Regions from separate parts of the Mus musculus genome. Here all the other regions are linked to region 3. A link is a loop called in an ENCODE intact Hi-C map of the cell type or tissue named here. Cell type or tissue: heart. All regions are shown on one strand.

Region 1 (8,000 bases), 630 kb after region 3:
ACATGCACTTATACTGGTTCGTGTTTTTCTTTGCCTCTTAGAATAAGATATTAGCTGATCATACACATTTTTTTTTTCCAGTTTTTCGAGACAGGGTTTTTCTGTATAGCCCTGGCTGTCCTGTAACTCATTTTGTAGACCAGGCTGGCCTCGAACTCAGAAATCCGCCTGCCTCTGCCTCCCGAGTGCTGGGATTAAAGGCATGCGCCACCACGCCCGGCTCCTTATGAATTTCTAAGTGCATTTAAAAGTCAGAGCATGAGAATGAAAACAAAGCCTTTTTTTTTCTTGGTAAAAGTCATGCATTCTAAGTTTGACTTGTGCCCAGATGGATTAATATGTACTCGGTGTGCAGATATGACTTGAGGGAATGCTGTGGCCTCTCCCTCACAGGTTTTAGAGCAGCTGTACCACATGGCAAGTAAAATACCAAGCATGTCCACATGCTACACTTCAGTCTGAACTCTCGCATTTGACAGTGATGTACATGTTGAAATAATAATGTGTTCCTGGTCACTTAAGTTCCCCTGTTGTAAACTGCCATTGCTGTTCATTGCAATTATGACTATATTATAAAGTTTTAAATAGCATTATTGTATTATCAGAAAACATCTATTGAGTCTGATCCTGACGGAACTAACTCATAATTTAGAAAGGAAGTATTTCTGAGAGTATTTGGAGTCATTTCCCAATCTACAAATTAGATGTAGGCTTCTTTTAACTCTTGATATTAGTATGGACATAATAAAATTGCTTAATGACTATAAGACTCTATTCATTATCTTAGCGAAAAAGTTGGTAATGGTATTTATAGCACAAGCTTATTGTAAGAATCAGAGAACACATGCCAAGCACATTTAGGGTGGTGAATGTGGTAAGGTGAAACAGTCTTACCTTTACCATAGGCTACTTACAAGAAAAGTTTAATTTCTGCTCTTGAATTAGAGAATTTTGGATGGAGCCAACTCCTGGGAATGCTTGGTATATGCCTTAGCTTTCCGAGCCTGTTCGAAGCTAACTGCAACCCCCCTTTTCTAGCTTCATTCTACCTTCCATTATAGCATACAAGTTCCTCAAGCTTTTCAGAGGACGGTCCCCAAACCAGCTAATGTTTCCAGGATTTTATACATGGCCACTCAACAATGCTAGCATCTACCCTATTTCTCTACAAGAATAACCGTCACACCCCCACCGCCAGGCTCAAATGCTATCTTTGCTGAACAAATATACGTTATTTCCCTGTATTAGAGCACTGACTTTCTACTGTCCCCTTACTCACACCCAATTCTACCCTCTTCGAAACCAGACATCTTGATACTAATACAGCTAACTCTCAGACTATTCGCTCACTCCTATGGTTGGCTAGATCAGGGCATCATGGTTGTTTCCCCTGCACACTGCAAAAAATATAACAGCTCACTAATAAATGAATGCGGTCCAGGACAGAGCTCTGGGAAATCATCACGCTATACCATAATGGAAACAATAATGACATCAAAGAAGAGCGTGACATTGCAACGTGAACTGTCTTGGCTACTGCTCCCTCAGTGTGCACCAATGGGACTGGGCTCTGTCTACCAGAAGCTTTGCCCTCCCATGCATCCAAATGCTTTAACCCTAGTTCAGCAATGTGTTTAGCATATGCTCCAAGGAGCTACAATCGGAAAGTGAAATATGGCCCTCCCCAGTTTGTGACCATTACTAACGTGGGCACTTATGTCAGTGGCACCTTTGTCTTTACTTACAAGCTTGACATAAATTGTTCAATCGATCAAACGTAAAATGACAAATAGCTGTATGAGATTATGTCTTTATGTGGCGAGGAAGAATGCTGCCGAGGATACTATGGCAGTGGCTCAGAGGGCCATTGCAATTTCAGAGGCAGGAGAGGAAATATACTCTTCCAGGCAAACAGGCAGAGTACATAGCTACATGTGCATGTTCTATAGAGAGCTTTTCTATGTATTTTGAACATGTCTTAAGGATCAACTATATGCAATACACAAAGTTCCTTCAAATCAACACAGAAGCGTTCTTCTTTATGTTACTAGCAATGAGAGAAAAACAATCATTCAAACAATTTAAAATGTTATCAATGCTCTGATACACAGGGCTAAGGAGATGAACCTTGGTCTGGAAGGAAGCTGGTGGCAGTGGATAGTGGAGAGAACTGTGACAGAATGACTGTGGCAAAGCCATTCATTAATAGTATCTGAGTGACTCCCACTAAGGGAATGACGATGATGAAGAAATCGGATGGAGTCTTTGCCATCAAGAGGTACAATGAGCAATGGTTAGACTGAGCTAAAGCGATCAGGGACACAGATGCACCATTAGACACCGAGTCAGCTGATAGGAAGCACTGGAACAAGAACTAGCCACACATACAGGAAAAACAAAACCTGGCCTTATCTGCACTTGCACCGGAGGACAGGAAACAAGTCCTTTGCCAACTGCTTTATAAACTGATATCTGGAACAGTAGAATGAGAAGGAGGCACTGGTCCTGAAACAATATACCTAGACCGAGATAAGGAAGGAATGGCTCTTTCAGAAAGAGGGAAGACAAGCTTGTAAGGGTAGAGCTAGAGAAAAGAAGAGCTGAAGGCAGAAGCAGTCTACACAGGGGCGTACAGGTTACTAATAATACTAAGGTAGCTTTGTGGGAGAGGAAATAGGCAAGGTGCATTAAGAGTAGATAAAGCTACTGAGAGTTGCAACAAAAGCCAATGACAACCTAAAGACAGAGCCTAGAGAGATGGCTCAGCCAAAAAAAAAAACCCCACCTTTCTGCAAGCAGGAGAACCCTAGTACAGACCCCCATCACACACATAATAAAGTGTATGCAATTCCAGTGCTGGGAAGGCAGAGATAGGCAATGGGCTCTAGCCAGACTAGCTTAATTAGCCAGATCTAAGAGCAGTAAGAGACTTTGTCTCAAAAATTAAGGTAGAGAGTGACAAATAAAGATGGTTGACATTAACCTTGGCCTCCATCATTTTCGTGTACACATACATGTAATTGTACCAGCAAATATACACACATGTGCTTATATCAGACAGACAGACAGACAGACAGACACACACACACACACACACACACACACAAGCTTGTGCATGCGCGCGCTGCCTGACTGATTAATGGGTTTAAGAGACAGAGAGTAAAAAGGTCAGCAGTATATACTAAGATAACTGGTACATCTTAATGATATGGGAGGAAGGACATGACTCTGAACAGCCATTGAAAAGAGGCCGTTGTTTGGGAAGAAAGGAGAGGAAGGTGCGAGGTTAAGCATCACAGATTGTGCCTCAGAAGTGCTGCACCTAGGACCCCTCTAGGAGAACTAAGTGGAGATTTGTACCAGGAAGTTAGAGCTGATCAAGGGAGTGCTGAGGTTAGCAAGAGGCTTAAGGCGGCCTCGGAGGGCTCTAGACTGCCAGAGACCAGCTCATGCGGGAGAAAGGGCTTTCAGATCCTCGCCTCTCCTTACTCAGGACCTGTGGGGCTGTTCTCAGTGTATAGCTACAAGAGCTAACAAGAATTCTGCTACAGAACACCTGTCGTCCTCTTCGGGCATCCATAGGTACTACACACATTTAGTCAAGACATAGAAAATCAAGTACAAACACACACACACACACACACACACACACACACACAGACAGAGAGAGAGAGAGAGGAGTTTTAATAAATTATAGTCAAGTTAAAGGACACATAAAATTCTGAAAATAACTAACAATTGATCCATCTGCCAGCCTGGGCAACTTATCTATCTCTCTCTCTCTCTCTCTCTCTCTCTCTCTCTCTCTCTCTATCTATCTATCTATCTTGTGTCTGTCTATCTATCTATCTATCTATCTATCTATCTATCTATCTATCATCTATCTATCTATCTATCTATCTTGTGTGTGGTTGACTCCCAAGTGTGGTTGAAAGCTTAAAACAGAATCAAGGTCCCTAGTAGCATATTAGTATCAAAACCAGTTGCAGTAACATTGCATCTGTTCTGTGTTTACTCACAGCATTCCATCTTAAGGAATATTAAAATAAACATAAGGAGCCAAGGATTATTTATTCTTGTACACTTTTTGTCTAATTGGTTTTCTTTTGCACATGACCTGAACATTAATAACTCCACACTGCTCTCTAGTGGTGAATGAAGAAAACAATCCATCAGAATGGATTTTGCACACCTCAACTAACAAGAAAAGGTATATATCAGCCACCAAATGCAGACACTATTGCATATGCCAGCAAGATTTTGCTGAAAGGACCCTGATACAGCTGTCTCCTGTGAGGCTATGCCAGTGCCTGGCAAATACAGAAGTGGATGCTCACAGTCAGCTATTGGATGGAACACAGGGCCCCCAATGGAGGAGCTAGAGAAAGTAACCAAGGAGCTGAAGGGGTCTGCTACCCTATAGGTGGAACAACAATATGAACTAACCAGTACCCCCAGAGCTTGTGTCTCTAGCTGCATATGTAGCAGAAGATGGCCTAGTCGGCCATCACTGGGAAGAGAGGCCCCTTGGTCTAGCAAACTTTATATGCCTCAGTACAGGGGAACGGCAGGGCCAGGAAGTGGGAGTGGGTGGGTAGGGGAGAAGGGTGGGGGAAGGGTATAGAAGACTTTTGGGATAGCATTTGAAATGTAAATGAAGAAAATATCTAATAAAAATTTTTTTAAAAAAAGAAAAGGCATATATATCATGAACATAGTTTCTTAATTTGCTATGGTTTACTGCAGATAAAGCCATTTAAAATTACTGCTTTCAATTTATTAGTCTAATTTTAAATATTTGTGGAAATAAAAAGGATAAATTAATTGTTCCTTGTTTTAAAGGTAGACCTGTATTATTTCTCAGGCACCTTGAACTATTCCTGCACCCTACCCCAAGTATATTAAGCAGCAAGGCATGGTGACCTGTGCCTTGAATAGTGAACATTTGGAGGCTGAGTTAGGAGAATCGACATGAGTTGGAGTCCAGTGTGGGTGACAAATGAGTGCCAGGTACACCAGGATTAAAACATTAAAGTCTCTGTCTCAAACAAGTAAGCAGGCAAGCAAACAGCTTAAACTATACTAAATGCCCCATATCTTCCCTTCTCCCAGCCCACATCTCTAAGCTTTAAAACTGAAATGAGAGTGAACCTCCGACTTCTTACCAAAAGGATTGGTGGGAGGGGCTTCAATTTGTTTATCTTTAACATTAAATTGTCTTTTAGCTAATAACTTAATTTGAATAGCTAAAATATATCTATCATTGTATACCTTAAACCATTAATAACTTAGAACTTAAAAAGTGTATTGGAGAGATGTTCAGTGTCTCTATTGCTGTGAAGAAACACTCAAAAGTAGCTTGGGGAGGAATGGGCTTACTCGTTCACACTTGCGGGTAATGTCCATCACTGAAGACAGTGGTGGCGAGAACTCAAACAGAAAAGGGACCTGGAGGCAGGAGCTGATGCTGAAGCCACAGAGGAGCGCTTCTAACTAGCTTGCTCCTTACAGCTTGCTCAGCTTGCTTTTTTACTGAACATGGGATCACCAGCCCAAGGGTGTCCCTACCCACAATGGGCTGGACCTTCATATATCAAACAGTAATTAAGGAAATACCTTAGCTTTCCTACAGCTGGATCTTACAGAGACAATTTCTCACTTGCATTTTTCTCCTCTCAGATTATTATATTGTGTCAAGCTGACACAGAAGCCTTGTGAGATGAACAAACCTGAAACAGCTCAGTCATTAAAATGATTTTGGTGAAACTCACTTTTTTTTTCCATAGGGAGGAAATAAAAACCCAACTGAAAAGACAAATTGTTTTCAGGTGTCTGCAGTGGGAGAAGGGTTAAAGTGGGACTATTTATTTAACAACCACCCTCAAGGAATAATGATAAGAATAAGCTTGTAAGATCCTTTATCATGATAGCTAGGCTAATATAAATAAAACTGCAAAGAAATGATAATGCCAATAGCATAGTCTATTGGCGCTATGGAGTTTTGTTTAAACTTTGGTCCAGCAGATAAAGAACCGGATGCTGTCATACACTTTCTGTACCAAGGATGAGACGAAGGAATGGAGGCCAGGCACGTCTGCTCTTAACTCTAGATCTTGCTCTTATGCAGATGCTGAATCTCCAAGTCAGTGAGAATTAGTGCAGATCAGGAAATGAGACAGTTTCGTTTGTTGCTTGCTTGCTTTCTTTTCCCTCCCCCTCCTCCTCTTCCTTCTCCCTCTCCTCCCTCCTCCGCCTCCTCCTCCTCTTCTTTCTCCTCCTCCTCTATGTTCTCTTCCTCCTCCTCCTTCTTCTCCAGGTCAGGTAACCAACTTGATCCAAACTCAGCAGGTACATTGGCAACATGTCTGCAGATATACCTTCTTTGGACTCTGCTTCACAGATGAGTTCAACAGCATATAACTAAGCAATATGCAACCTTTAGTTAGAGTTATACATATAGTTAGACATACTTGTTATCTGCATACTTGGAGAATTTATTTTTAGGGCAAACATCCTTGAGGGTAAAGGTCCCCTTGTATCTTTCATTGAGGACGTTAAACTTATATGAAAAATTTACTGATGAAGAAAATACGAATCTTGGCATCGGTGGGATTTTGTCATTACTGGCTTTTGGGGGGTGTGGTGGGGCATGTGGAGTTGTTTACCTTGTAACAGTCACCTCCAGGAATGACTTCGTGAATATACACCAGCGGTCCTTCATTCCTGTTAATTCCGCCTAGGATCTTCAGACCTAGACCTGTTTCCTTAGTAACTGTAATCACCCGAAAGGCAGGATCCCTAGGATAAAATATATTAGCACTAACAGGTTAGACTAGAGATCTGTATATAGAGTTTTCTATAAGCTATTTATTAAATGAAATTGTCAGACCTAGTTAACCCAACAGTTTAATGTCTACGATCAAGGATACTTGAAGCCTATCATAGAAGTGAAATGACATTTTTATCAGCTTTTTTACTTCTATAAACAATCAGTAACAGCAGCAGCACTAATGTCTTAGGAGTACGGACAGGTTAATGCTGCTTTGGTAAATTCAGGGATTCAGATAAGTGATGAGATTTGTTTGGTTTTAGTTGTTTAGAAGGTTATAGTAGAGACTCTAAAACCAAGTGTGTTAACATACAGGTAAGCAGCTTCATGTCTGTAGGTAGTTAAAGCAAAATACATTTACTCCCATGTGAATCTCAAAAATTATCCTTTTAATTTAGAGAGAGGATTTTACTGTTACAAAGCATTTGCTTTAGCTGTGATTTCTGGCACACGAGAGAAATGCCATCAAAAAGGAACTCTCGGAATAATTCTACAACAGGTATGTATGCCAACAAGCTATAGTTTTGAGCACGCTGGTCAAACAAAACTTAAAGTTAGAAATGAGTCTCAGCTGCATGCATCCACATTGTTTACTGAGACCTCTGCTAAGAGATATAAACATAAAATGCTAATAAATGTAGTATTTATATTATCCTCTGTTCTAGCTGTTTTCACACACACGCACACACACACACTTTCATTTTAGGCTATTCTGGAATGTGAAATCATACATACATTCATACATACATATCTCTATATATTTCTGTATATGCACATATATATGCATTTTCTTAGGCAAAAGGGAGAACTAAAAAAGATCAAAGACTAACAATGATTATCTACAGGAAGACTGAGGGCACAGGAAAGGTCAAGAATTAGAGGAGCCCTTCCCTGTTGAACCTTGCAAGAGATATGTTAATATATGTTTACAAAATATTTACCAGTTTCTCTGGTTGCTATCTACATGCTCCTTGGTAGGGGTCTTTCTAAAAGTCACCAGTCATTATCTTTACTCCCTGAATTTGGACTTGCCTATTAGATTACTTTAGTTCACAGGATACCAGCAAAGTCAAATGTGAGGAAGACAGATATTCATAAAACATTTATGCTGCCTGCTAGGAGCCATTCTGCTACTGTTTGACAAGGCCCAGGTTAGCCTTCTGAAGGACGA
Region 2 (8,000 bases), 320 kb after region 3:
CACACACACACACACACACACACAGGAGAGACACAGACACACAGACACATACAGACACAGACATACAAGCAGACAAACACAGATACAGACACACCACACACACACACACACACACACACACACACACACACTGGGTGTTCCCTCCTCACAGATCTGTACTCCTTTCCAAGCCATGATTTTGTAGTTCTCATTTTTAGACCCATCTTACCAGCAATTGCTCAACTCCAAAGACGCCTTCAATCAGTGAGTTGAGTTACCCACTTGTCTTTGGTCTGAGTCCTATGAAGTTATCCATATTCTATGCTGATCTGTTCAGGCTCTAGCGAGACCAGCCTCTGTCTTGCCTCTGCTTCTATTGTCTCTTTCTAACTTCCCTCACAAATTGAACAGTGTCCTCGTTGCCCCAAAGCCTCTTTCTCTGAACTGGTCTCAGTGCCAACCCTAAGGATGTTTTTCAATTCAATGTACAATCCACTCTCAATTAAGAGAGGACTGTGCTCTGAGAGTTTATCGGGAGCTTGGAATTCCTAATGCTTAATACTTCCCCTGGAGAAATCATGCTGGTTTCTGCCTTGATTTCTAGTCTAATTCACAAAGACTGCTGAAGGCATGCTGTTCTTGGAAACTTCCCAAGGGCCAAAAGCCTGTCTAATTCATCCTAAAAATTTAGCTTCATAGAGATAGGACTCAAGCGCCACACAACTCCTCCACCACAATGTAACTCCAAGGCATTTGTTTCCCCCAAAACAAATCCCATGTCCTTTAGCAACCATTGCTCCAGCCTATACCACTTTCCCCTAGGCAACCACTAACCTTTTTCCAGTCTCTATAGAGTTACCTATTCTGAACATTTTCTGTAATAAATTTGTGCACTTTGTAACATCTTATGAATGGATTCCTTTCATTTAACATCTTTTTATATTTTGTGTGTGTGTGTGTGTGTGTGTGTGTGTGTGTGTGTGTGTGACAAGGGGTGGGGCACACATGCCAAGGAGCACCGCCAAGGTCAGAGGACAGTGTACTGGCTAGTTTTGTGTCAACTTGACACAGGCTGGAGTTATCACAGAGAAAGGAGCTTCAGTTGGGGAAATGCAGCCATGAGATCCAGCTGTAAGGCATTTTCTCAATTAGTGATCAAGAGCGAGGACCCCTTGTGGGTGGGACCATCTCTGGGCTGGTAGTCTTGGTTTCTATAAGAGAGCAGGCTGTGCAAGCCAGGAGAAGCAAGCTAGTAAAGAACATCCCTCCATGGCCTCTGCATCAGCTCCTGCTTTCTGACCTGCTTGAGAGTTCCAGTCCTGACTTCCCTTGGTGATGAACAGCAGTATGGAAGTGTAAGCTGAATAAACCCTTTCCTCCCCAACTTGCTTCTTGGTCATGATGTTTTGTCCAGGAATAGAAAGCCTGACTAAGACAGACAGCTTGCCAGAGTTGGTTCTCTTCTTCAACCAAGTGGGTTCTGGGGATCGAACTAGGTCTTCAGGATAGTCAACAGGAGCCTGTACCCATTGAGCCATCCCACCACCCAGAATAATTGGTTTTGTTTGTTTTTAGTTTCTTCCATCCATGTTGTATCATGTGTCTTTGGTATAACTGAATCGTGTATAAGGACGTTTCAGACAAGAGACTTCATGTAAATCAGTAGTCCCAGAAGATAACACTGGGATTGAACAATTCCTTCTAACTAGTGGTGTAGTTGTAGTGGTACGTCATGTTGCCGGTGTGTCTGTGATAATACCGATGAGCTCAGAGCCACTGTGCTATCAAGTATATGCAAATACAGCCCATGCAGTTAACAACCATACAATAATATTTGGTTGATAATAAGTGACCATGCTCCTAATTATGAACTTGGGCTATGCTTTTGTCGGGATTCTAGAGTGTACTCCTGTGAGTTTTATTTACTTTTAATGTTTGGTGTAAAGGAGTATGCCGTGATATACCAACATAAGCCCTATACATCTCATGATTGCTGAATCTCTTGACTACAGAAAGAGGCCACGACAACAGCTTCATCTGTATAAGCACATTCTATGATGCTTATGTAGCGATGAAATCACCCAGGATGCAGTTCTTACAACACATCCAAACATGACCGTACTCCATTCCTTTTCATTACCAAATACTACTCCATGTGTATGTTGTTTATTCATTCATCCAGCAATGGACATTTGCAGCATCTCTGCTTCTTAGCTACATAAACCATGATGCTGTAAACATCAGGATGTTCACTTTTCTGTAAACTTAAATTTGAGTTTTCCTAGGAGTAGAGTTACTGAGTCATGTGGTAATATACTGTGTTTAGCTTTTTGAGCATCTTCCAAGGTGGGTTTTCCAAAATAATTGTATCTTTTTGTATTCTTGGTAATTTATTTGTAATACTTTGTAATTTTCTGTAACACTCTGAATGTGTTGAGTGTGTTTTCTTCCCGAATTCTAACCTCCATTACTTCCCCTGAGAATTTTACCTTTAGTGTTTTTCCCTTCTTGGTTCAGAGTTCTCCTTCATTTCTTTGAGATTTGAACAGGGTGTGTCTGAGTGTGGGTCTTCATGCATTTCCATGTCTTAGCGTTCACTGATATCTGGCATGTATAGATTAATGCTTGTATCAAATGTTGAGCATTTTATCTATTCTTTCTTTCAGTGTCTCCCTGTCTCTTTCTCTCCATAACTTCTGTTGCTCCCATTGGTGTATTTAATTGCCCTACCTGCCACCGGGGGATCTGGTGACTTTATTTTCTTTCTACCTCACTGCATAATTACTCTCTATCAATCAGTCTATTAACTCACTAATTCTTTCTCCTACCAGCTCTCTTCTGCTATGGAGCCTCTCTCCAGAAGGACTCATGGTTGGGTTCTTAGAGTTTTCAGTTACAGAGTTTTCTCCTTGTTTCTTTGGGAAATGCTCTGTCTCTTTACTGACATTATGTTGCCGCTGCGATGTTCATCACACTTCCCCCTCTTCCGTGAGCAAGTTTTCCTTCAGGTCTTGAACATCAAAGCAGCTACTGTGAAATTTTTGTCTCTTAAGTGCACCATCTTGGCCCTCCCTGAGCCAGTTCTGGGCACCTGCTTTTCGTTGCTTTTGTTTGTTTGTTTCTTTGTTTGTTTGTTTTTGTACATACAGGTCACGTTTCTGTTCTGTGAATGTCTCACAATCCTTTCTTGTGAGCAGGACAAATCTGATAACCCACTGTAGCAACTCTGGGCCCTGGTCTCCCAGGAGTGGTTGTTTCCTTGGTCGTTGGTTTGTTTAGCAGCTAGGCTGAAGTGCTTCTGCGGCCTATTTTAGCAGTGGAAAGTCTTTGAAGCTGCCACTTGGATTTTTTTCTCCTTAATTTTGACTTTTAACCAATCTAACTAGCCAAAGGCCTTATGTTTGATAATCCTAGGCCATATAATATGAAGGCTATTATCATAATTCAGAGAGCCCTACTACTTTTCTGCCATATACAACCAAGAAATCATTGTTTGGTGGCTCCCTCTGATTCCCCCTATCAGTGTGCAGTCTCACACATGTAACCCGAGCTTTTGTCCCCGCCGGCAAGAACACACTCAGGACAACCAGAATCTTCTGCGGCAAAGCTTTTGTTGCTTACTTATCAGGAGGGAAGACCCCGAACCGGGAAAATGGCGCTGCTTATATAGCCCGCAGCCTGACGTTTCAGCACCTGATGTGGCGTGACAGCTCCTGATTCGTTGCTCCCCCATCACCCCATTACTATGCCGCGAGATGGGCAGTGACTAGGCGTGAGTTCACTCTTGCACTTGCACATAAGGCTTGTTTACTATAATGGCAATTGCTCACGGCATGGCTCTCCACACACATGCACATGGTTTTCCAAGCTGTGAGGGGTGGCCGTGGTTTCTCAGTCTAGCTTTCTCGTATTATTCTTGACTCAGAACAGTTGTCCAGGCCACTTGTGATCAGATGTTGTGGTTAAGCCCTTTGTGCCATCAAGTGTGCACTCCACGTTGCTGAATGTGTGGAGGCAAAAAGGAACAGCTGACACCTGTCTCACACCCTGCACTGGTTGCTCCTAGTGAGTAAGGCTTAACAGTGATCTCAGGGTCACACAGCTCATGAGCCTTTTCTGTTGTTGGAAGTCCCTGTCCTGCCTGTATAGACTAGGATTCCTGCAGACGGAGGCTTTAGATTTGGTGAGAAATGGGATCTGCCCCCCCAGAGGTGAGTCCATAGCTTCAGACTGGGGAGAGGCTGCACCTCATCTGCTTTGTAATACAGAATATCATGATTCAAATGTCCTTATTATTGAGATGCCATCTATTGTCTAGAGTAAATGTCCTACCTTCTGCGTCTAATGTATGGCAGTGGTTCTCAGCCTTCCCAATGCTGTGACCCTTTAATACAGTCAATTCCTCATGTTGTGGTGACCTCGACCATAAAATTATTCCATTGCCACTTCATAACTGTAATTTGACTGCTGTTATGAATGTAATGTAATGAATGTAATAATGTAGATATCTGATATATAACCCCAAGTGGGTAGCAACCCACAGGTTGGGAACCACTGGTTGAACACTTTCTGGATACATAAATAATTATGTCTAACTCAGTCGTTGTTTTCCTTAGAGGACAAGAAACCTTTATGTGCCATAATTCCAAAGATAGTGCCTCTAAATTCATCCTATACCATAGTAGATGATCGGTGAGTCACAGGCATGAACCCCAGCCTAACCTGCCTGGACTGGGGCGCCTCTTCTGCTGCTCACTATCTATGCTGCTTGACGAGTTATATAACCTAATAGCAGCTAGCTCACCTGTTATTGGATTGGGTGAGAATGGATGAGCTAAACTATGGAAAATGGCAAGCTCAGACCTCCGGAATTAGGCACTACTATCGTGGTCATCTTGAAAACATCTGCATGGCTACAGATGACCACAAGGGGGCACCCAGCCCCATGTGTAATGTTAAAGGGCACAGGGTTTCCAAGCCATCCCAGCCATGAAATGACTAGCTTAATAATCAGAGGGAAGTCGGGACAACAGAAGGTGAACAGTGACGTCACTTTCTAATGATTGCCTTCCAATTTTACACTCAGAAAAATAGGAGATCATGACCCTTCCCAACATCACTGGGCAATGCTCCCAAGCTAGAATGTGAGCGAGCATGTGAAGGACCACATCTCAGTTTGTGAGGTGCTTTTCTCAAATACAAAGTTTCGTGAGCCAGAGAAAGCCAACGATTCCCTTAAGGAGGAATAGGATCTACTATGTCGCTGTTCACTCGTCAAAGGGCAGTCCGCGCACTGCCAAGATGCTTAACAGCCTAACACCTTAGCCTGTTTCTTTCCTTCTGCCTGAAGTGGACCCTGAGAAGGAAGGCTTTGACCTGTGGCCAAAAGATGATTAAAGAAGGACAGCAAGATATGCTTGGGCAGAGAGAGGTAAACTTAATGAAGGAGATGTTTGAAATGGCTTACTTAGAGCCGGGGACAGGACAGAAGGCTGCCCTGAGCTGAGGGCTGCCCCTAGAAAGGTTGCTATAGTCTGGTACAAACACTGTCAAAGCAGACACTCTTTTTCTTTTTCTTCTTCTTCTTTTTTTTTAATTTGAAAATACATCAGTGTTCTTTTTTTTCAATCTTTTTATTAGATATTTTCTTCATTTACATTTCAAGTGCTATCCTGAAAGTCCCTTATACCCTCCCCCAGCCCTGCTCCCCTACCCACCCACTCCCACTTCTTGGCCTTGGTGTTCCCCTGTATTGGTGCATATAAAGTTTGCAAGACCAAGGGGCCTCTCTTCCCAATGATGGCCGACTAGGCCATCTTCCAAAGCAGAGACTCACAGTGCATCTGAACTGTAGAAACCTGTGACCGTTAAGAGAATTGGAAATGAAGCTTTCATTCTAGCTGAAACTGTAGCAGGAAACCTGACTCTCCACCCACCATGCCTCCTGTTGCCTTCTAACATGCTAGAACATGGTGGCTTTGAAAAAAACGGAATCAAATGTTAGAAAAAAAATTATTGGCCGCATCTCCATGTGACACAGTTTTAAAAACAATACAGTGACCCAAAGGTCATATGGATGCTGAGGACCCAAGGAAAGGATGGCTGTGGGGAAGGAAAATGGAGCAGCTTGTGCCGGAGTACCTGCACCCCGATGTCACAAGTGCCATTGATCAGTCATGGCCCCTTCCTATGCTCTTTTTATCCCTCCCTTTCTTTAGGTTCTGTTCATTTCTGGTGCTAGAGTGACCTTGGAACTTGAATCTGATCTGTGGCATTAATCTCACCTCTTATCATTGATTCTAATCACATCTGCCTCTCACTCTCTAAGGTCCAGCTTGGCTGACCCTGCTCTATATGTGAGATCACTAGCTAGCATGTGCCTGGAAGGCAACTGTCTTAGACAGGGTTTGTATTCCTGCACAAAACATCATGACCAAGAAGCAAGTTGGGGAGAAAAAGGTTTATTCCGCTTACACTTCCACATTGCTGTTCATCTCCAAAGGAAGTCAGAACTGGAACTCACACAGGGCAGGAACTTGGAGCCAGGAGCTGATGCAGAGGCCATGAAGGGTGCTGCTTACTGGCTTGCTTCCCCTGGCTTGCTCAGCTTGCCTTCGTATAGAACCCAGGACTACCAGCCCAGGGATGGCGCCACCCACAATGGGCTGGATCCTGCCCCCTTGATCACTAATTGAGAAAAGGTCCGATAGCTGGATCTCTTGGAGGTATTTCCTCAAGGGAGGCTCCTTCCTTTGTGATAACTCCAGCTTGTGTTAAGTTGACACACAAAACCAGCCAGGACAGCGACTCATTCTGCAAGGGTATTCTAGCTTCTGTGAGAATGAGGAGGGGTGGATGACAAGTGTCTAGCCGCTGCCTATGCCGAGTTAGGCCAAAGGGAGAAAGGAATGAAGGACGGGAGCATCGTTGATAAGCTAACAGTAAATGATGGTTTGTGTGTTGGATGCATTGCTAAGATATACACATCCCTGAAGTGGAAGTTTCTGAATCTGTCAGGTGGCCCAGACTCACATGGTGTTTTGCTAAGATAGACTCAGTGGTGTTTTTGCTGAGACAAGACCCAGGGTGGACATGTGATGTTTGGAGAGAGTATAAATAGGACTCAATGGACAGTGATGCCGCGCTTACATAGCTAGCTTTGCAACACTTCGTTGGCCTTAAATTTTCGTCTTCACTGATCTTCACTTTGTTGAGAGAGGCACAGCAGAAAACGTCTCCTGGCTCCGCGGCTGCTCCTGTTCATTCCCGCCAACTTGTGCCATTTCGGAGAAGGCCTGGCTGTTTCTGCTCGATCATGCCCCCGCTGTTGATTCCTGTTTGCAGTCCCGACATTATTGAACTGGACTGCTGGTATCCTGACAAACAGAGATTTGAATCACCCCCAAGAAAAGACTTCTAAGCAGGTCCATATCCCCTTATCCTATTTACCATCTTTTCTCTTCTACCTTTGGACAGTAGAAGGGGAGGTCAAAGCATTTGAGAACCATTATTAAAAGTGGGTTTCAAGTCTAAGCCTACACATGCCCACACATACATACATACATGCACATGCATATGCATGCATGCATGCCTCAAATAGTAGCATGCACACACACACACACACACACACACACACACTTGCATGCATGTGCAGTAAAGTGAGAGTCAAACTCACACCAGACTTCTAACCTCTTAGACTTGGTACTCTGTAGATTCTAAACTTCTTCGCCCACTTGGCAAATCACCCCTATTTAATCCCACTCCAAAAATCCTAGAGCGTTTCCCAGGCTTAGCCAAAAGGCATCCACTAACATGAACGCAGGAAGGCTTTTGGTACACTAACACCGCTGTGCATTGTCATCCCAATATCTCAAATTAGAGATTCCAGTTTATTTAGTTATGTTCAATAAATGCTTACTTAGTGATAGCTATGTCTATCAGAGACTGGATAAAAGAAAAGTATACAGACATTGAATGTTTCAAATCACCGTCATAACCTGTCTCCTTATACCTGCATAATG
Region 3 (8,000 bases):
TTAAAACAAAACAAAAGACTGGAACAAAGTAAATCAAGAGTCGGAATTAGATTGCTGGATACTTCCTTAAAGAAGTGGAAGGGCTTGTCTTACTGTTTTAAAAAAAATAGTGTTTGTGGTTAGGGGATGGGATATGTTGTACAGTGTCAAGCACTGTGCATGACTTTGCAAAAATGCTGTTTCACTGACTTCATCTCCATGCAGGGGGCATTATTCATCTTCAGTTTTTGAAAAAAAAAAAAAAAAGGAAGTTGGACTTCCCTGACTAACAGAAAACAGTCAGTAACAGAGCCCAGGTTCAGAATTGCATCTGTTTGCCTCTGACACCTATAGGCATTCTTACTTTCCCATGAGCCACTGGAGTTCACCACAGGACCTGCACAAAGCCTGCTGAATTGTCACAGTGATGCAGGACCCTAGGAGTGGCAGCCTATAGTGATCTGAGTCACTACCACTGTAACTTGGCCCGAGAGACTGAAAAACAGCAAAGACAACCGAACTAGAGGTTTCCTCTGAGCCAGGGAGGGTCTGCTTGTCTCTAAGCAAGGTCTGACTGTCTCATAAGCAGATACTGAAAACACTGGAGTCCCTGTAAGGGGCAGCCTTACGTCTGGAAGTTCCAGCGAGTAATCATGGAGGGTCCGTGGCTACCAGCAGGGAAGGGCTGACATTCTTGGCTAACAGAGTCTTTGTCCTATGTCTCAGCCTCCATCCTGGGTGTTGGCCACTCCAATAATCACCAAGTCACTCAACCGAGCTCTTCATAAAAGACTCTCGTTACCCTGGGACAATGCATCTTGTGACAACCCACAGGCTAAGTCAACATTTGTCAAATGCACACTCCCCACTGCCTAACTCCTGGGATCTCACCTTGGCTGCCCAGTTAATGAGCCAGGACGGAATTTGGCCACCCGGGTTATCAAAGTAGTACATGAAAACTAAAAGAGAAGAGAAGACAATTCAGGAGGAGTGGGGGGGGGGACACGGGGGCTAGAAAAATACAATAACAAAGCTCCGCAAAGCCGTCTTCCGACTGGGACCCAGACAGCGCAGAGGAAGGAGCACGTGAAATGCCCCGACCTGCCTTGCGGCTACTGACACAGGAGTACTGTTGAAAATGCAGCCAGGGAAACACTTGGCTGTGCTTTCTTAGACACCTGATGAACGCTAGACGTTTGCACATCATCGTTATCCAAACAGCCCCAAGGAACTGACGGTTAGCATACACGAGGAAATAAAGCTCAGAAAAATGAGAAGACAGACCTAACAAGCAGCAGACTTAGGGTTCGGATTTTGTGGGCCACATTCATGCCGGTATGGCAGATGCGGTTGCCCCGTTTTCCTTCTTGGAGACTGGAACTCGATGTTCTTAAGTCTCTGGCCTTGTGTGTGTGAAGGGCTGGATCCTCCAATCCACACCTGCCAATCCCCTAGCCCTGTCTAGGCTCGGTCCCTATAGCTACAGGGTAAGCCGGAAGCAACTCTTTCTAAACTCAAGGGTTTCAATGTTCTGATTTCATTTGGACAACAAAGAATGAATGGGTGGTGGGTGGGGCTGGAGAGTTGCCTCAGCTTTTAAGAGCCTGTATTGCTCTTAAGGAGGATCCTGGTTCAATTCCCAGCACCCACGTAGTGGCTGACAACCACCTGTAACTCTAGTCCCAGGAGATATGATGCCGTCTTCTGATCTCCACAAACATCAGGCAAGAAACGCATGTGGGCAAAACACACTAATGAACATGTAAGAATAAAATAAATAAATGTTAACAAGCAGAAGAGTGCACCGCATCAGACTGGAACATCTACACTGAGGCCTAGCCAATCTCTGATGTGGATCCAAACACTCCCACATGGCCACCTCACGTCTCCTTTGTTCCCGGGCCATGGTTACATTCACTGGATAAGCTTTTGCCTAAGCTGCCTCCTACTCAAATGGCACTGGCTTAGCTGCTGCCCTGCCCCGAAAGCTTTACCTCTGCTCCCCTTCTTGCCGTCACTCTCGATCGCCAGGCTCTGTTTGTACTGTTTCACTCGGATGACCCCAGACTTCTCGGGAAACTGAGGTGCCGAGATACTCTGGGCCAGGACCACGTAGATCTTCCTCCCGTCCACATCCAGGTCTCGGCGCTGGCGGGTGTAGACGTACTGCATAGCCAGTCAAGGCATGATGCCAGCGAAAGAGCAGCCCACACTGGTGGCAATGGAAGGTCTCTCTGCACCTTCCACGTAACAACTGGTCCCTTCTGCAGAATGCCCACTTTCCCTGCAGAGCTGAACCTCACAGTCAACGGTAATTCTCACTGGAGAGTGCCTGTTACCTGGCTGTGAGCAGATCCCCTGAATGCTTGGTTACACAAGGGTCACCTTCCTCCTTCTCCAGGAAGGCATCCTGAGAGCACTATTCACTTAGCTGTAATCATGGGGACGCTAATCAAACACTCTCAGGTCCACAGGCCGGGATGTTAGGGGCATTAGAGAAATCCAGGGGCAGAAAAACACTGGATAGAAATTGCATCAACCCATAGATATTGTCTCATCCGCAGCTGTCACCACAGACCTCTACCCATGGAAGGTGTCCTTGTCACAACTCAACTGTAGGAACACTTACGCACACCTCGAATTTTAGTAAGCAGATGTACTCTTTGAATTAACACTGGTTGACCAAGAACAGCAAAAACAATTCCACCTCTGGAAGCATGCACAAAACATTCCCAAGGTCGGCAGTGCTAGTCCATCAAAGACAATGACGTCTTTAAAAGCCTCAATCTTTACTTTCTATTCATTCTAAAATTAATGTACAAAGTGATCGGCTTCACGGTGGCCTCTTCTTCCATACAAATCATTATACTTTCTCATCTCCAATGTCCTTAGGTGGACTATTGTCAGGGCAGCTATTTGTCTGCAGCAACAACAATTAATAGGCTTAGACGGGAGGGAAAACTCCCTGCATTTCAGTCAACCACTTCACTTTATAAACGAAAAAATGGAAAGGAAAATCATACACCTGGTATCCAGGACAGCAGTCAAGAGGGCCACGCTGAAGAGAGGTTAGAAACAAAGTGGTGAGGCCTGGTTCCTCTGCCGTATCAGTCTGTCTGCCTGTTAGTTGTTAGCTCACGTCCATGGGACCCACCTGCTCTTCTGTGAGATCAAAAGATCTGGACTCACACTCTTCATAACCTGTTCTCCCCGGACTCCCAATTTTTGAGACTCATCAATTTCCACCTTTGACACTTTCTCTGGAGGTTGCCTTCCAGCGACCCCGGGTGTGGTTCCTGCCCTAAGTGGTCACACCCAGAAAGAACACTCTGGACTCTCCAAAAGTCACACAAGAAGCTCCAGGATTAGCATACAGTTCTGTAAGGACCCAAGACAGTGCCGTGACGTTAGTGGATCCCAGTGTAAGGGCGGCGGCTGGGGAACGCAGCACACGAAGAGAGACAAAGAACAGAGTGCCGTACAGAAAGGATACATCTCTGTTGGACAGCGGGAAAGGGTACTTCACTTCCCAGTATGCCACCATCTGTTCATCACTCTCCTTCTCGTAGAGTTCTGAAGCAGAACACAAGAGGTTAACGTACCTGCCAAACCCAGTGGCCTCAAGGAGCCTTTTCAGCCTCAGTGTGTGACAAACCCCTCAACTCACAAGACATAGAACTATTTTTTAAAACAAAAGTATATTTAATGTCGCTGAAAGCTTGCTGCCTAGGGGTGGTCTAGAGGACATGGAAACACAGAAAACCTAAATAAGCCCCCAACACTTGTCCATGGTACCAACAGAAGGCAGGGATAGAATGTAAGGAACCCGGTATAAGAAATTACCATCGGCATTAAAGCAGGCCAACCACCAGGTGTCACTAGAGGACCGGGAGTACCATCAAGGTTTGCCTCCCAACGCTTAGCCAGACACTGAGGAAGTCAGAGCCTAGCATGTATAAGTTCAGGACATCTGGGAAACAAAAGGCCCACAGAGAGCTGTGTTCTCAAACAGCCGGAACATGGCTGAACTATGGCTAACGCTGGGTTTCTTGTGTCTTTCCTCTAACCACCTGCTACAGCTTTGGGAACCAAATTCCCTTAATGTTTGTGCTCTAGTGTCAGGACATGCAAACTGTAGCTCTTGGAGGACAGAGTGAAAGAACCAAAGAGCAGCCTATGCTTAGCCTGTGCGGTGGGCTCCCATCTAACCATCCAGAGAGGATCAAGACATCCGTGGGTGAGATGTCAAGGGTCCATGTAGCATGTAGAAGAATGCTATCAGAAACAGACTGTTGATTAGGGAGCTTTGTGGCCTCTTGATGTCAATAGGACACTAAAGACAGTCATGAAGGGAAAGAATGAGTGGGCCTGTTGCCTCTGTGTGTTTAGTATTCTTGCTGCTCCCCCTCCCCCCCCACACTGCCCCCTCCCTCACACACTGCCTTACCCTTCTCTACTATGAGGTTTAAGTAGGTAAAGGAGCAATTTCAGGGTTTGGAAAAGGAGCAAGATATGACCATAATAAATGAATGACCATGGCCTTTTTAGGCCCAATGGATCACAAGACTCTTGGGTAGTCCTAAAACCCAAAAGCAGTACAGTCAGGACTTCCAGATTGTCCTAGCAAATCTAACAACAGCTTCACTGTACCAGAAACCACAGTGTGGACAGCTGATGGTAGGTTCTGCAGTTACTTTTCTTTTGTGCTCCCATCAATTTATTTATTTTACTTTTCATTTTTTAAAGTCAGCTACCTTAGCTGACATGAACAAAGGTGGTTTTACAGGCTAGCTACCTCCTCACATGGCTCTTTTCCAAGCAGGACCCACACAGGCATCTATGGGCAAAGTGTGTGTCACATGATTGCCTTATGGCTGCTGGGGGAGTGGGACGGTGTCAGTCGGCTCCCTTGGCTAGGCCCATGTGCTGACGTTCCCTAATGAAGACGAGTATGTGAGAGCATGAAGCTGCTGCCTGATTCCATGTCCAGGATTCACAAAACAAGCAGTCGCTTTGAGAAGAGCTGCAGAGAGTGAGTCCCGGCACTCTGGCTGACTTTATCGGGAAGGTGTGACTCTCTTTCCTGGAGTTATTTGCATGATGAGAGTCTGAGTCTGTATCTTCTGGAGGACACGTTCCCAAGGAACAGGAACCTGCCTGAGAATTAGGTCAATACAGAGGGGCACAGGCTAGAGCTGAAGAAACATCCGGATGGGGGTGCGCCTTTGACACTTGCAGTAGTCTTGACTAAACACTTCACTGTGCAAGTCTCTTCGACAGTGGCTGAGATGACAGGGACACTGACCCTCTGAGATGTAGGGGGTTCTCTGTTTAATGGTTTCCAACTCGGTGTTTCTCTCCATTATATAGACTATGTAGGCTGTAGATCCTGTCCCTGCTATGGGTCATGAGATGTTCTCAGATTACTAGTAGAGGAGGTGGGTCAGAGGACATCACCACCCCACAACCCCACCTGCCAGTGACTTCTGAACAAGCTGCTTTGCGCCCTCTGTCTTGAGGCTTCCTGGACCTCCAGGGCCCTCCAGCTACCCCCTCTCCCAGTCTCTCACTTCCTCACATGCATGCGCCCTTGCTCATCTGGAGATCTTTGATTCGATTTCCAAAAGGAAGTTTGGCTGCCTATCTTCTGGGAAGGCGTCCATGGCAATCAAGCTATGTGTGCAAGCACAGCTCCGGAAGCAAGGCAAAGCAACCGTGAGGACAGATGGAAGACTGCCTCGAAGCCTCTGTGAAGGTGAGTACTGGAGGTGGTGAAGGCCATGCTATAGCCTCAAGTATAACAAGACTAAATTAGTCAAAAGTAGATTAACTCTCAAAGGATTCTTAATTGACACAAGCCATCACTCACCTTTCACATACTGGTCCCATTGTTTTCTGTAGTCTAAGTCCATGTAAACATCTGCGAGGAGAGCCGGCGAGCAGCCTTCCAGGACACCGAACACCTTATACTCATAAAGTCCACTTGGCTATGGAGACAGAGGTGGGGGGAACAATTTGTTGATGCTGGAGTTGAGATTCCACATCACATACAAAACAACTGGACCTGGGGTTCAACCACACCAAACACTGCTCTCTTGTGGGGTCTTGGTGACCACAGAACAGGAAGAGGTAGGGCTCCTGGTCTCCTGTGTCTTATATACAGCTGCAGGTGTTGGTGGAGGGAATAGTCATAAGCATTAGCCAGATAATTTAAGTAGGATATAAGAAGAGTTACATAGTAAGCAGTGTTTTGTGGAGGACCTGTGTCAACAGTAGGTAGAAAAGGCCACTATAAGGAACCATCTCCCAAGAATTAGCAAGATATCATGTTCTAAACGTCAGAAAGACTGGCCATTGGGAAATGAAGAAAGCCACTCCTGGTAAGAGTAATAGATAGACTGATGTGATTAAAGAGAAATGTCTAGATCTCAGAGTGGTAGGAGCAGAGGTTAGAGATATTGAAGAGTCAAGACACCAAAGACCTTGAAAACCATGGTAAGAGTAGGGCTTTGATTCTCATTGCTCTGGAAAGCCAGAGGAGGACTGTGGACAGAGATGTGGCCAGATATGACTAAGGATAGTTTGGGCCAGATCTAGTTAGATTGCAAAAGCTTTTGAGTTGGTAAAGAACAACACCATAGAGGTACAGAAATGACCTTTAAAACTTGGTGCACTCATGCCTAGTTGATAATCCACTGGAGGCCTGCCCCTCTTTCAGAAGAGAAACAGAGGAGAAGGGGGAGGAGCAGGAGAAACTGGGAAAGTAGGGAAGGGAAACTTTGGTCAGGATGTAGGATAGATGGGTGGGTGGGTGGGTGGATGGATGGATGGAAGAATGGAAGGAAAGAAAGAAAGAAAATAAAACCCAGTACACTATTCCAGATAATAATGCAGAAACGGGAAGCTAACATCCATGGTGGGAAGACCGGGAAGGTAAATTCAGTAGGAATTACTGCTGGAAGAATGAGGGGAGGGAAATAGATCACCAAGGAGAATTCAGCCAACCACTGCTGGACATGACAGGTGATGGAGTGGACTCGACTAACACAGAAGAAACTGGAAAGGGGGATCTGTGAGCTATTGGGGTAAGAGTTCTAGTCTAGTCTGGCTGATTGCCAGGAACCAGGTATGCTCCATGGGCAGCCAGAGTTCTGAGGAAGGGGTATATCCTACATATCCACAGAGCACAATGAAACCAATGTTTTCTTGTGAAGTCCTTTACAAGACAGAGTTTTTCAATTGTTTTTACTTTGGAGTGTGTATGTGGAGGGGTTATATGTTTTTGTTTATTTTACTGAGCAAGAAGACTAAAAAGGGAACAGCTGTGTTTCAAACCATGTTGAAACAGGTGGTTCTGTTGTTTAGAAAAAGACAATTTCTAAACTACAAGTACATGAGTTTCTTCCTTCTGTCAAGCCAAGTCCTTGTCTGTGCAGGGGGTTTAGGCTCCAGGTGGCCCCACTACACATCACTGGGTTCAACGGCAACTCCGAATTCCCTGAGCTTGGTCTAGCTAAGTGCTGCTAGTATGAAGAGGAAGCTCTAAGGGACAAAAGCGATGACTGGACAAAAGTGAAGGACAGACACACAAGTAGATAAGTAGAAAAAACACAGCCTTGGATGAGGCTCGGGTACCACTAATTACTCACTGAAGTACCTTAAAGCCCATGTTGAGAACCCAAGGGAAGTGTAAGAAAGCCTTGGGAGATCCTTCTAAAGGGAGGCTTCCAGCTGGAATGGCATTAACATAACAAACCTTATCCCAGTTTATGGAGGGGAAGAGGGAGGGGGAGAGGGAGAGAGAAATTAGAAGTGAATCTATGATGATCTGACAGCAATATAAGCATATGGCTTGATGCTAGGAGTCTCCCACAAGCCAATGGTATCTGGCTGAGTTTGAAGACCTGTATATCTCAGCATGGATTGATGTCCTGAGGTTCTGATGAAAGGCCTCAGGAGAGACAGCTTCAATTTGTCTCCACTGGACTGACAGAAAGGAGCAAGGTGAGGGCTTCCTCATA

Evidence for each region. Peaks named below come from ENCODE experiments on the same cell type or tissue, not always from the same donor. Only the 100,000 strongest peaks of a DNase experiment are listed, where the experiment ranks them.
Region 1: a loop joins it to region 3, with 4 times the contacts of the local background. A loop is called at or near these places in 19 of 42 quality-filtered maps.
Region 2: it touches region 3 in a loop (2.2-fold over the local background); 3 of 42 quality-filtered maps call a loop at or near these places.

What each region holds. Positions count from the first base shown.
Region 1 is chr11:90,612,518-90,620,517 of GRCm38, forward strand. Stxbp4 (syntaxin binding protein 4) reads right to left here. Exons shown (of 18, transcript NM_011505.2): 4 at 6,666-6,798. Among named protein-coding and RNA genes, the nearest start is that of Stxbp4, 22 kb to the right of the region's middle. In heart, a CTCF peak has its summit at 4,153 (motif pointing left); no DNase peak of the experiment used is centred here.
Region 2 is chr11:90,302,280-90,310,279 of GRCm38, forward strand. No RefSeq gene overlaps it. Among named protein-coding and RNA genes, the nearest start is that of Mmd, 57 kb to the left of the region's middle. In heart, a CTCF peak has its summit at 4,903 (motif pointing right); a DNase peak (open chromatin) is centred at 4,922.
Region 3 is chr11:89,985,223-89,993,222 of GRCm38, forward strand. It overlaps Pctp (phosphatidylcholine transfer protein), which reads right to left. Exons shown (of 6, transcript NM_008796.3): 2 at 5,849-5,966; 3 at 3,473-3,552; 4 at 1,974-2,145; 5 at 871-938. Among named protein-coding and RNA genes, the nearest start is that of Pctp, 14 kb to the right of the region's middle. In heart, a CTCF peak has its summit at 3,850 (motif pointing right); no DNase peak of the experiment used is centred here; H3K27ac peaks cover 308 bases; H3K27me3 peaks cover 405 bases.